2 separate regions of the Homo sapiens genome follow, and region 1 is linked to region 2. The links are chromatin loops, found by intact Hi-C in ENCODE. Cell type or tissue: psoas muscle. All regions are shown on one strand. Each heading gives the region's core, and the rest is flanking DNA. Links, peaks and the distances in the headings are about the cores only. Region 1 overlaps ADAMTS17 (ADAM metallopeptidase with thrombospondin type 1 motif 17). Region 2 overlaps ADAMTS17 (ADAM metallopeptidase with thrombospondin type 1 motif 17).

Region 1 (5,374 bases), core at 279-5,278, 51 kb after region 2:
TCAATGCAGTCCCTGGACCAGCATCATGAGTGCTATCAGAGCCCTAGCTAGAAATGTAAGTTTCCAGGTCTCACTCTGGATGTACTGAATCAGAAGCTCTGGGAGTGGGGCCCAGCACTCTGTCAGTTACCCAGTCTCCTGGGGATTTCAGCACAGTAGAGCCACTAGACATATTGGGAAAATAATCACCCGAGGCCTGAGCCTTGCTTCGGATCAGCTCTCTGAGAGGTGCTGGCCCCCAGATCACCCTTTGTCCTCCCTGACAACTCACTGGGCAGGTGCAGCTGAAATGTTTTTCCCTCCCTGTTCTCATGATTCAGGGTAAAGCTCTCTCCCCCTGGCCAGGGAACATCCTCTTCCCAGGAAGCGGATTAAGAGTCGTGGAAGGAAAACACGACTGAGCCATGTGCACGGTGTGGGCCAGGGCACGTTCATTACCTCCTCAGTGCTAATTTCTGCCCTTAATGTCGTAAGGAATTCCTTTTGGAAATTATGTACTTCAATTTCATCAGGCTCCTTCCTTCAGTGGTATTTAAACCCAAATACAGGTTAGCAGACAGAAGTGCTGGCAGGAACCAGCCTTTCACATCCACCCACAAATGCAACCTCCTCACGCTCCCCCTACCAGGGCTCCAGTGGTCTGTAATGAGCCACCTGGGCATGGCACATCTGTGAAATCTCTAGTCACGCGCTGAGCCTGAAATCCAATCTTCGGGTTTGAATGATGCTGAGACCCTCCCATGATCCTTTTTCCTTCCCTAGTCTTACCCCCATCCTGCTGATGATACTATCTAAAGTTCACAAGTAGAGAGCTCAGAAGCATTCAAGAGGTTAGAAATGAACCACTCAAGACTTTTCTGCTGTTGCAATTTACTCTGAAATACGTATAAATTATATGATCTTGTTCTGACAAGAAGGGGAATGTTAGTATACTCTGGGACCTGCCCGCAATCTTTTACTATCTGGAAAATACCAGCATGGGTTTAGATTATGTAGTTATAACTGTATTAAAAATGTGTGTGTGCACGCTCACATGTGTATGTGTGAGGAGTGTCTTACGAAATAATGGATAACCCACAAAATGTTGGGGTCCAACAGCTGGCTGATGTTCATCATCGATATAGTTTTGTAGTTGAGCAGTGATGATAGTTTTGGCTGGCGTTCACGGAGTGCTGACTCGGGGTGAAGGAATTTATAGGCATTACTTCACTTCATCTCCTCAAGACTTCTATGACAGATGTTCTCATTTCCCATGTTTACAGATGGCAAGATCATGTAACTTGCCCGTGGGTTTGCATGCAGCTAGGGGTGAGGTGGGGACCTGAGGTCAGTCTCTCAATGCCCACCATGTGAAGCTGCCCCTGGGTGAAATGGATGGAGCATTTCATTCTTTTTCTGGCTAGCTACCGAACCTAACAAATTGCATGTCTTCCTGCCTCTACATGATAAGTAGATGATGATCTTGCTATTGCTTCCAACTTTAAACAAATCCATTTCAATAAAGGCTGCTGTAAAGCATGAGCAGGTAAAGGAAAGATTTAAAATATGTCTGCAGAAACTGCTGCTGAGAGTGGAATGAGTAGGACTAGAGGAAGAAGTCAAGGTGGGCTATGGGTAGGACACAGCATGGGTAAAGTCGACCACAGGCTCTACCTAGAGAGGGTGAATGATTTAACTAGAAGACAATCCAACATACACCAGGGTCCTAAACCAGCCTCTGATTTCCACCCCTTCATCAACGGAGCATCTGTCCAGACCAGACATCTGTCCCCTAATGGGTAAATGCTCATGCCACCGGAATGAAATCTCATTTTCGACATAATGCCGCTAACCATAGAGATGAGCAATTCTGGGATGACTGAGGCACATTCCCTCCACCAGTATCAAACAATCCATTTATCTGTTCAAATGACTTACTAAGACCTACTAAGCTCTAGGCGCTGCTGGGCACTGGAGACTAAGCTGCACACCCAGTGATTTCCATATTTGTAGAGTACTCACCGTGTGGCAGCTTGGTTCTACAAATAAGTTCCTGACAAATATTTGCTGAGTGAATTGAGCACTGATAAGGTCCTTGCCCTTACGGGGAAGAGGAACAAGAAAAAGAAAGGGAAGACTAAAGAAACAGAGTCACACAGACCATACAGGAATGACGGAGGTGTCCTGTCTATACGCGGCACTTGGTACAGGTAGATGCATTACTTACCCATAGAGGACAGCATGGAGGTTTCAGAAGCTGTGGGTTTGATTCCTGAACGGGTATCAAAGGTTTAGTTCCTTATCCAGAAAATCTCAGGCCTGGGACACAGACGCACCTCTCCTCCATTGCCTGCCAACTTGCATCACTGGTTACTTGGGGTCTGACTGAGAGTCCCTCCCAGCCCCTCCAAGCTCAAGGTCAGCTAGGCATGGGTAGAAAGTGTGCTTGTCTCAGAGGTCCAGGAAGGCACCCGTCAGCACCTCTCACTGCCTCAACCCCAAATCTCCCCAGGTCTCCTGGGAAACCACCTTCATATTGAACCCCTTATGTTAGATATGTCCTGAATTTTCATTTCTTTTCTAGTATGGGTGCAGATAACACTAACAACAAGCCAGAAAACCAACTAACTACAGCATTCTGAAAAATTGCTCTAGTGTTTAATCCCAGAGCTTTGGGCCTTTGGGCTGCGAGTTTCACTTCCAGGGAAAGGAACCACTCCAGCTTCCCCTTGATAGCACTCGGAGTTAAATGCCACTACAGTACTGTCTGATGACTCTCTTGCCCCGCTTTTGGATATCAATTTAGAGCTGCCTTGGTCAAAAGGGTTCTTTTTAATGCCATGGCAGAAGCAGGCTGTACTGTTTTTAAAATGAGAACGAGAAAGCAGAAAGTATGTAAGATTTAAAGGAGGAAAACATTGTTTTGCATTCTGTTACCAGAATGAGCTGGGAAAGCTACTTAATGACTAAGCGTCTCGAAGTCTTCATCTGTAAAATGAGGTGAATACGTCGACTTTCCAGAGGGACTGTGGGGCTACCTAACCCACGAGACAGCCAGCAGCCACTTCCTCCTTTCTCTCCTTACTGCTGATGAGCAACAGTGAACTGGCCCATTCCCAAAGAGCTTTGCCTTTCTGCTGCTTCTGTACTTTACGTCTTAGCAAGAATACAATTTCTGAGTTTTAAAATTCTCTACTTTTACAATAATCATTTTCAAGTATTGTTTTGAGAGAAAAAAAATGGTTCTCTGGAATTTATGGGTCCAAACTAAGCTCTCAACGGGAAGCAGAAGGCCCAGTGAACAGGGTTGAACCAGCAGCTGATGAGTCCACTGCACCCATTTTTATTTTTTTCCCAAGCCATCACACCTGATCAAATTACACTCTGGGGACTGAAGATTCTGTTGGTACAATCTTGAGGTTAAAATAACCAGGATAAGTCTGGATTTGGTAACAGGTTGTACCACACCCAGTCATGAAGGGTTTGGAAAAAAAACTCTCATGCTTTGAGAATCACACAGCTGCTGATGTTGAAAGTTCCCATCCAAGAGTAACATTCCAGTTGGGCTGGCTTTTCCCAGTACACAGGGATTTTCCAGTACAGTAGCCCTCTTGCTAACAGACTTGCCTGCTCTCATTCTAGCTGAGAGCAGAATGGGTTGGACAGTCTTCATTTCTCAGTCTTGGTTAGATCATGACCTTAGCCTGTCTATAGGACTTAATAGTTTCTGCCTGTCTCACGTCATCTTCCTTCTTCTGGTGAGAGGTGAGAACACCTCGGTTTTCTTTACCATGCTCCCGTTTGTTGGCCAACAGGAGAGCACATGAGCTGAGAAAGACTGATAAGACTTTGCAGGAACCTGGGTTCTGAGCAGAGTGACCTTTGGAGTGGATACAGGAGCTGCTCCAGCCAATTCGGGGATCTTCTCTCCCAGACCAACTTTTCGGTGTCTCTTCAATTTTGGGAGCTACTCCACATTCTTTCTATATTCTCTTATCTTTTTGGGGCAAGTTCAGATCTGGTTTCTGTGGCCCAGCAAGGCCCAATTGTGCTCTAGAAGCCAGTGGTGCCACGATCACCTCCTTCCATTTCCACACCACAGCCATGGCTTCAGAGCAGATTGGGAGACTGGTGGGGACAGCAGTTTGATTGGCAGTGATGCCATCAGCTTATTGGATGGTCTCCTTACCTTCCACTATACACTAGCTCTATCCAATGGAAGAAAGAGGTTGGCTGTGTTTACTTTTCTAGTGAAGGTATAGGGTCCTCCAAGCCCTTGTGAGCCCACAGTGCCTTGACCTTGCTGCTGAGAGCACCTCTTTCTGCAGAAGCTCCAGGAAAGGTAGACTCCAGGATTACAATTCTCCTGGGAAGAAGCACAAGGCTGGGATTCTCAAAGTGGTTCACAGCACACAGTGGCACACCAACAGTGCGTCTGCTGGCAAGAGACCATGGAGGATTCAGACCTGTGGGGCTGTCTGAGCCAGCACTTCCCTACCTGACATGCCCACGGAATCCCCTTTCCCTCTAATCTTGGCACAGGCCGTGCTGTGGGAGGCAGTGCTGTGACCGTGGTCACTGTGTACACAGTGCAGAGGCCTGGCCGGCCAACAAGGAGGCTGCAGAGCATGCAGTCTGCAGCCTGGGAAGCACCTGCCACTACCAGGCTGGATGCCTGGCCTCACCTGAAGAGCACAGTGAGCCCCTGCAGAAAGGGGATGCCACTGCTGGGCTTGGGAAGAAGGACCCCGCGTGTACACCATTGTTTCTATCAGAACTGGTGTTTGTGACCTTGGCCGACAAGCAGTCCCAGACAGTCCACTTGCAAACTCTTTCCTTTGACATTTAAGCCACTAAGTCCCTCTCGGAAAATGTCCCAAACAGAACTGGAGAAAGGGCCACTGGTGGCTTCAGATATCTCCATCCTGCTCCCTCGTGTGCCCGACACCTACTTGTTCTCCTTATTCCTCCAGCATTAAAACCTCTCTTGGAAAAGGACCTGATAAACTCATTCCCACATAAGAAAAAGTTAAAACAGGTTCAGCCTCTTCCTTCCCAGTGCAATGCCCTTAGCTTACTGATAAATGTTTCATTCTATTCTTTCCTTAATAATCCCCTTAGCATAAACATGCAGGCACACAGAGCTGGAAGGCCACCTTCCTTGGAAAAGGAGAACCTGCCTGTCTCCCAGCAAATGCCCCATCACCCCGGGGACCTAAGATTAATGTCATACTCCATGGGGAAAACTCAAGCACTTGGAACATTTGTAAAAAGGCAACCCTCAGGTACTCAGGGTGCTCAGCTTTCAAAAGAGCAATACCTTTGAACAGAGGCCAGGCATGCAGTTCCCCAGCAATGCTCTAGATGGTTAGAAATGACCCAGGTTTCACCATAT
Region 2 (5,374 bases), core at 264-5,263:
GGGTCCCAAGACCCAGAGCTCAGTGTTTATAAAGCTCTCCAAGTGCTTGCAGTGGGCATTCAGAACCGAGGGCCTCCGACTTAACCTGAACCTCCTCTCAGGTCCCTGTGGAGAATGCAAAGAGCTCTCTTTTCTTCCTGTTAAGGAGTAGTTGTGTCTCTGCACACACAAATATGTATAATTAAGCAAGAACAACATCCAGGCGCAGCCCTGACTGCAGTCTATAGCCAGATGACAGGTGTGCCTAAAGGTAAGGGAGCAAAGGCTTTCAGTCAAAATTCTTTTTAGAGGCCAGGTGCGGTGGCTCACGCCTGTAATCCCAGCACATTGGGAGGCTGAGGCAGGCGGATCACGAGGTGAGGAGTTTGAGACCAGCCTGGCCAACATAGTGAAACCTTGTCTCTACTAAAAATACAAAAATTAGCCAGGCGTGGTGGCGTGCACCTGTAATCCTAGCTACTCGGGAGGCTGAGGCAGGAAAATGGCTTGAACCCAGGAGGTGGAGGTTGTGGTGAGCTGCGATCGTGCCACTGCACTCCAGCCTGGGCAACAGAGCAAGACTCCATCTCAAAAAAAAAAAAAATCACTTACAAAAGCAATCTGGTAAGTAGTTGTACCCAGAAACTGAGAGTCCACACAAATGTGGTAGATGAAGGGAAAAGCCAACGTTCCCAATGCGGAACAAAGCCACGGAGCCGAACGCTAAACGCAGAGCGAAGTCACGCCAATCCCCTGCAAAACCACGCGAGTGGTCCACTGGGAGCGGGACAGACTGAAAAAAGGGCAGCATTTGAGTGAAGTCAGATACAACCACGTGCCCTCTGGCAAACCGACAGGCGACTCAAAGTGGAGCTGGTGACGATGAGACCAACACTACAATCACCAGGTTGCACCACACAAAACTGCTTCTATTCAACTGTTTTGACCTCAAAGCATCCATTTCATAAGGCTCCATTTTATAACATACCAAGGAAAATAGCAACATTTCTAAATTTGAATGTTTATAATGCATAACTTTAAATATGAATGTATAACTACATCAATAAGTTACTTAATGGCAGGCATTTGATGAGTCCACTTACATCACTAGAGACTTTTATATCTAAATGTGTTATGTAATTCAAAAGAAACCCTGCTTCCTGGGAAAACGGGATTACCATATAATCAGGGTTAATTTCTGTGACTATTTGGCACGTATGAGGCCCACTTAAGAACAGAGGGCTGGGTGCGGTGGCTCACACCTGTAACCCCAGCATTTTGGGAGGCTGCAGTGGGCAGGTCACCTGAGGCCAGAAGTTCGAGACCAGCCTGGCCCACATGGCAAAACGCTGTCTCTACTAAAAATATAAAAATTAGCTGGGCATGGTGGTGAGCACCTGTAATCCCAGCTACTTGGGAGGCTGAGACAGGAGAATCACTTCAACCCAGGAGGCAGAGGTTGCAGTTAGCTGAGATTGCACCACTGCACTCCAGCTTGGGTGATAGAGCAAGACTCTGTTTCAAAAAAGTAAAAACTAAAAACAGAGAGATACACCTGCTGCCTGCCGACCTGCAGGCAACACCAACATCCCTTTTCTCTTCAGATCTTTTCTCGGGCCATTGGCCACAGTGCCGCCTCTACTGCAAAACATGTACCCAGGAGGGAAAGGCAGGCAGCCTCCTATTCCTTTCTGGAGAGAGGAGCATGGGGCAGGGGGCTGTTGGATTTCTGGGGAGGAAACTGCACAGATGGATGGAGGAACCCGCCTCACTCCCCTGCATCTCCTGAAGAGGTGTCCGTGCCCTGCCAGCTGGGGAGTCAGTCCCACTGAATCACTGCTGTTAAGGGGCTCAGCCCTGCAGGAGTGCCAGGAAGGGCTTCCGTTTCTTCTGCGAGTGTTGCTGATATGTATGTGAAAATCACACAAGGGCAAGGGCTTCACCCTGTGCGTCTATTAAAACCAAGTGCAGCATTGGCAAGGTTTCTGCCTGGAAATGATCAATGACCATCGTAAAACTCAGGCATTTGAGGTGACCTTGCAGACGTGTCCCCTCTGAAAGGTCTTAGTCTTGTGCAGCCTGCTCTGGGGCCGAGGGGAAAAGGCTGACATGTGGCACGTCTCCAGCATATGCAGATGGTATGCCTGCTCTTCCCAGTGGACCCCTCGTAGGCCTCCACGGCAGCACGGAACGTTCCACAACAATCCTCAGGGCTGATGCCGGCCACTGAGGTTGGCACGGGTCCACGTCTTGCTCAAAGTTGCAGAGGTAGGAGTGGCGAGTGGTCCAGGGACCCCATCTCATGGAATGAATTCCACCCTCCTATGTGAATAAGAGGTTGTACTGAATGGAGCTTTAATCGGAAGCGGGAATCAAAGAACCAGGTCACTGCCCATCTCCACCATTTACTCATTATCTTTCCTAGCATGGGTCACTGGCTTTTAATTTTCCAGTCTATAAATAGAACTGCTCCATGAGATCATGGAAGGGTGTCTCCAAAGTCCTTCAACAGGGACAGGTGTCTGTTCTCACTGTTCACTAGTGCCCCCATGAGGCAGGGCCAGGTGTGAGGCAGTTCTGAGGGCAGGTGGTCCCAAGGGCTCTGCCCCTTGTAGGCATTTTACTCTCATCAGAATTAGGGTTTGCTTAATTCTAGCTGGAGTCCTAGTGGGCACTGTTCACACAGCTGTGGGCTATGAGTGGCTCTGACTCACCTGGGAGAATTTTTGAGAATTTTGGGGTGTTTGCTTAACTGCCTGGAGCTGTGTCTGGGCCAGCCCCCTAGAGGATGCTTCCATGTGTTAGGTGAGAAGACAAGTTACAAAGTGGCATGTACAGAAACCACCCCGTTTTTGTTTAATATAGATGTGTGTATACCTATGTAACAGTTTGGAAGACAAACCGTTATAAAAATTTACCATGTCATCATATGGTTTCTGGGACTAATTTTCCTTTTAGTGTGTTCTATAGTAAGAGCTACTTATATAATTAAAAATAAAACTGGAGAATTCTGCCAATGAGTCTGGTGTAACCTGCTGGTGGCCCACCATCCTAACCAGCTGCATTTTCATTTGAGCTGAGGTGCTGCCAGGCCTGCCCTGGCCTAAAATCCACAGGTAATATACTCTCCTAAAGCAGAGTTTTGATGGAGAGGCCATGCAGTGCGGGGTGTCAGGCGGCAGGGGGAAGGGGTGCCTGTTGGCATGCTACGTCCCCACTTACTAGCTGTGTGACCTCAGGCAAATGACTTAACCTCTCTGAGCCTCAGTTTATTTGCAGCATGAGGATAACAAACTCTTGTTTGTAGAATTGTTTCCTGCAGTAGAGGCAGTGTGGAATAGGAGCCTAGCCGGGGGTCTCAGATAGAGTGGAGCTCCACAAATCCTGCTGTTATTATTCTCAACAGTGAATGCACGGCCAAGCGCCACAGCGAGCTGGGCAGGGAGCTCCTGCAGCCCAGCAAGGCACACTGCGTCACCTGGCCCACTCCCTTAGCACTCCTTGGGCTGCCCTTCGGTCACCAGGCCCTCCACAGGCAGGTGCACACAGCCCTGTCTGCCTGGCTCCCTGAGTTGATCAGGCAGCCAGACCTCAGGGAGCACAATTAGAGGCTGTTTTGGCCCTGAAGACAAACATGATTCCAGACAGGTCTGAAGGGGCTGCTGTTGAACGACACCCTCGTAACCTGAGCTGGGCCATGGTGGGCGCACGGGGTGAATTCCTTCTCTGTCGGCCTCCCCTAAGGCTTCAACGTTAATTGAACAGTGAGGAGACTGTAGTGTCTCCTGATAGCATCGAATTTGCCCCAAGCATTGCTGTGAAGCCATTTTTCAGGCTTTAATCATCCAAGCAAACAGATCTATAAAAAACATATCTGGTCTTGTTTGGTCCTTTTGTCAAGGGGCTCATCACATCCAATTTCATGTGGCTTCCCAAGATGCAGGTAACTGAGAGAAATGGGGGCAGCAATAAATTTAGCTGAAAAGCTCCTTGCCGGGAAACCTGAAGTGAGTGGAGCCCCCTCCCCAGCAGGTGCCCACAGCTGTGCGTCGGAGCTGGCTGCCCGGTGGAGAGGCAGCCTCTGCATCTGTCCACCACCCTTCCCAGGCAGGGAGGGGGTGTCACTGGAAAAAACAGGAACAAAATTGTTGATGCACAAAGGGCAAAAAGAGGTTCAATTTGGATTTACTCATGTGCTTTTTTTGTGTGCAAATTATTTCATGAAGTTACTGTGTAAAAGAGATTTTCCTTTAGGTAGAGTTTCCGGCAAAAAGAGAAAAGGTGTTAGGTTCCCCAGACCAGCGTGATACTGAGACATTGTGCAAGCGTTACTAGCTTCTTTAATAATAACAGTAACGGCAGTCACCGTCGCAGCAGGGCCCACCACCTGCCTGTCTGCTGTGTACGGGGGACCGGGCTTACGTACGAGCTTGTTAATCCTCACACTGACAGCTGCCGTGGCCAGAGCTCAGAACACAGTAGGTGCTCAATAAGTGGTGTCTGCTGGGGATGCGGCGCCACCTTTCAGAGAGGCAGAATGTGAGGTTTCAGAGCGTCCATGTAAGTCTTCCCAAGCCACACAGCTAGCCTGCCCCTGCCCCCCACCTGCCCGTACCACCCCCAACAGGGGAGGAACCAGGTCTCCATCACCCCTACCCTGATGACATCCTTCCCCACAGCGGGATTCCCTTCCCCTAGCTTCTCCCAGCTGTAAAATCACAACTGTAAATAACACCAGATCCCAACAGGATGTTTTGAGAATTAGCGAGAGGAGGCTGTAAAGCTCTCAGGAAGAGGAAAACACTCCAGGAATGTCAACTATACACGCCTGGGCTCTGCTTCCTGCAGAGTGGCCCAGGCAGGGCTGCCCCCCACTGTCTCCCCGCACTGGGTCTGGGGTGAGCACAAGCCCAAGATGGGGTGAAATCATGCAAGGCTGAACTCTCAAAGCACAATGAATCCACCCCCGTCCCCACTGAGTGAGTCTCTGAGGGGCCAGCCTGCCTCAGGCTGGTTTTGGATAGCAAAGAAAGAGACTGACGGAATCCTGACAGTAACTGCAGTTTCTACTGAAAAGGTGCTTGGCTGGTGAAATGTCAAAGCTCTTCAAAAGCATTTTGAGCAGGTTTCTCCCCGAGACTTGGCATGAGCGAGGAAAACCTCGGAAGCGGTTGAAACCTGAAACAGCAGAGTGTTAGACAACAGTGAAAACACCCACTCCCTGTGCCGTCGCTGGGAAACAGGAAATGCTTCCCAGACACCCCCTCCCACGCCCCCTGCGACGCCTGCTTTCTTCCCGGCAGTCTCAGCTTCAGGGGTCCCTCCTTCCTCTGAATTCGCGGCCTGCTGACCTGCATATTGTGGCTGGGACCTTCTAGCCAGGGAACCAGGAGGC

The links. Peaks named below come from ENCODE experiments on the same cell type or tissue, not always from the same donor. Only the 100,000 strongest peaks of a DNase experiment are listed, where the experiment ranks them.
Region 1: it touches region 2 in a loop (4-fold over the local background); 4 of 110 quality-filtered maps call a loop at or near these places.

The regions. Positions count from the first base shown.
Region 1 is chr15:100,029,843-100,035,216 of GRCh38, forward strand. The region is part of intron 18 of ADAMTS17 (ADAM metallopeptidase with thrombospondin type 1 motif 17); the gene reads right to left. Among named protein-coding and RNA genes, the nearest start is that of LYSMD4, 300 kb to the left of the region's middle. In psoas muscle, for the core only: no CTCF peak of the experiment used is centred there; no DNase peak of the experiment used is centred there; H3K27ac peaks cover 1,361 bases.
Region 2 is chr15:99,978,820-99,984,193 of GRCh38, forward strand. All of the region lies in intron 20 of ADAMTS17 (ADAM metallopeptidase with thrombospondin type 1 motif 17), which reads right to left. It overlaps LOC105371022 (a long non-coding RNA gene), which reads left to right. Exons shown (of 2, transcript XR_001751713.2): 2 at 1-1,955. Among named protein-coding and RNA genes, the nearest start is that of LYSMD4, 250 kb to the left of the region's middle. RefSeq lists enhancers at 2,874-3,852, 4,831-5,374. In psoas muscle, for the core only: a CTCF peak has its summit at 2,536 (motif pointing left); no DNase peak of the experiment used is centred there.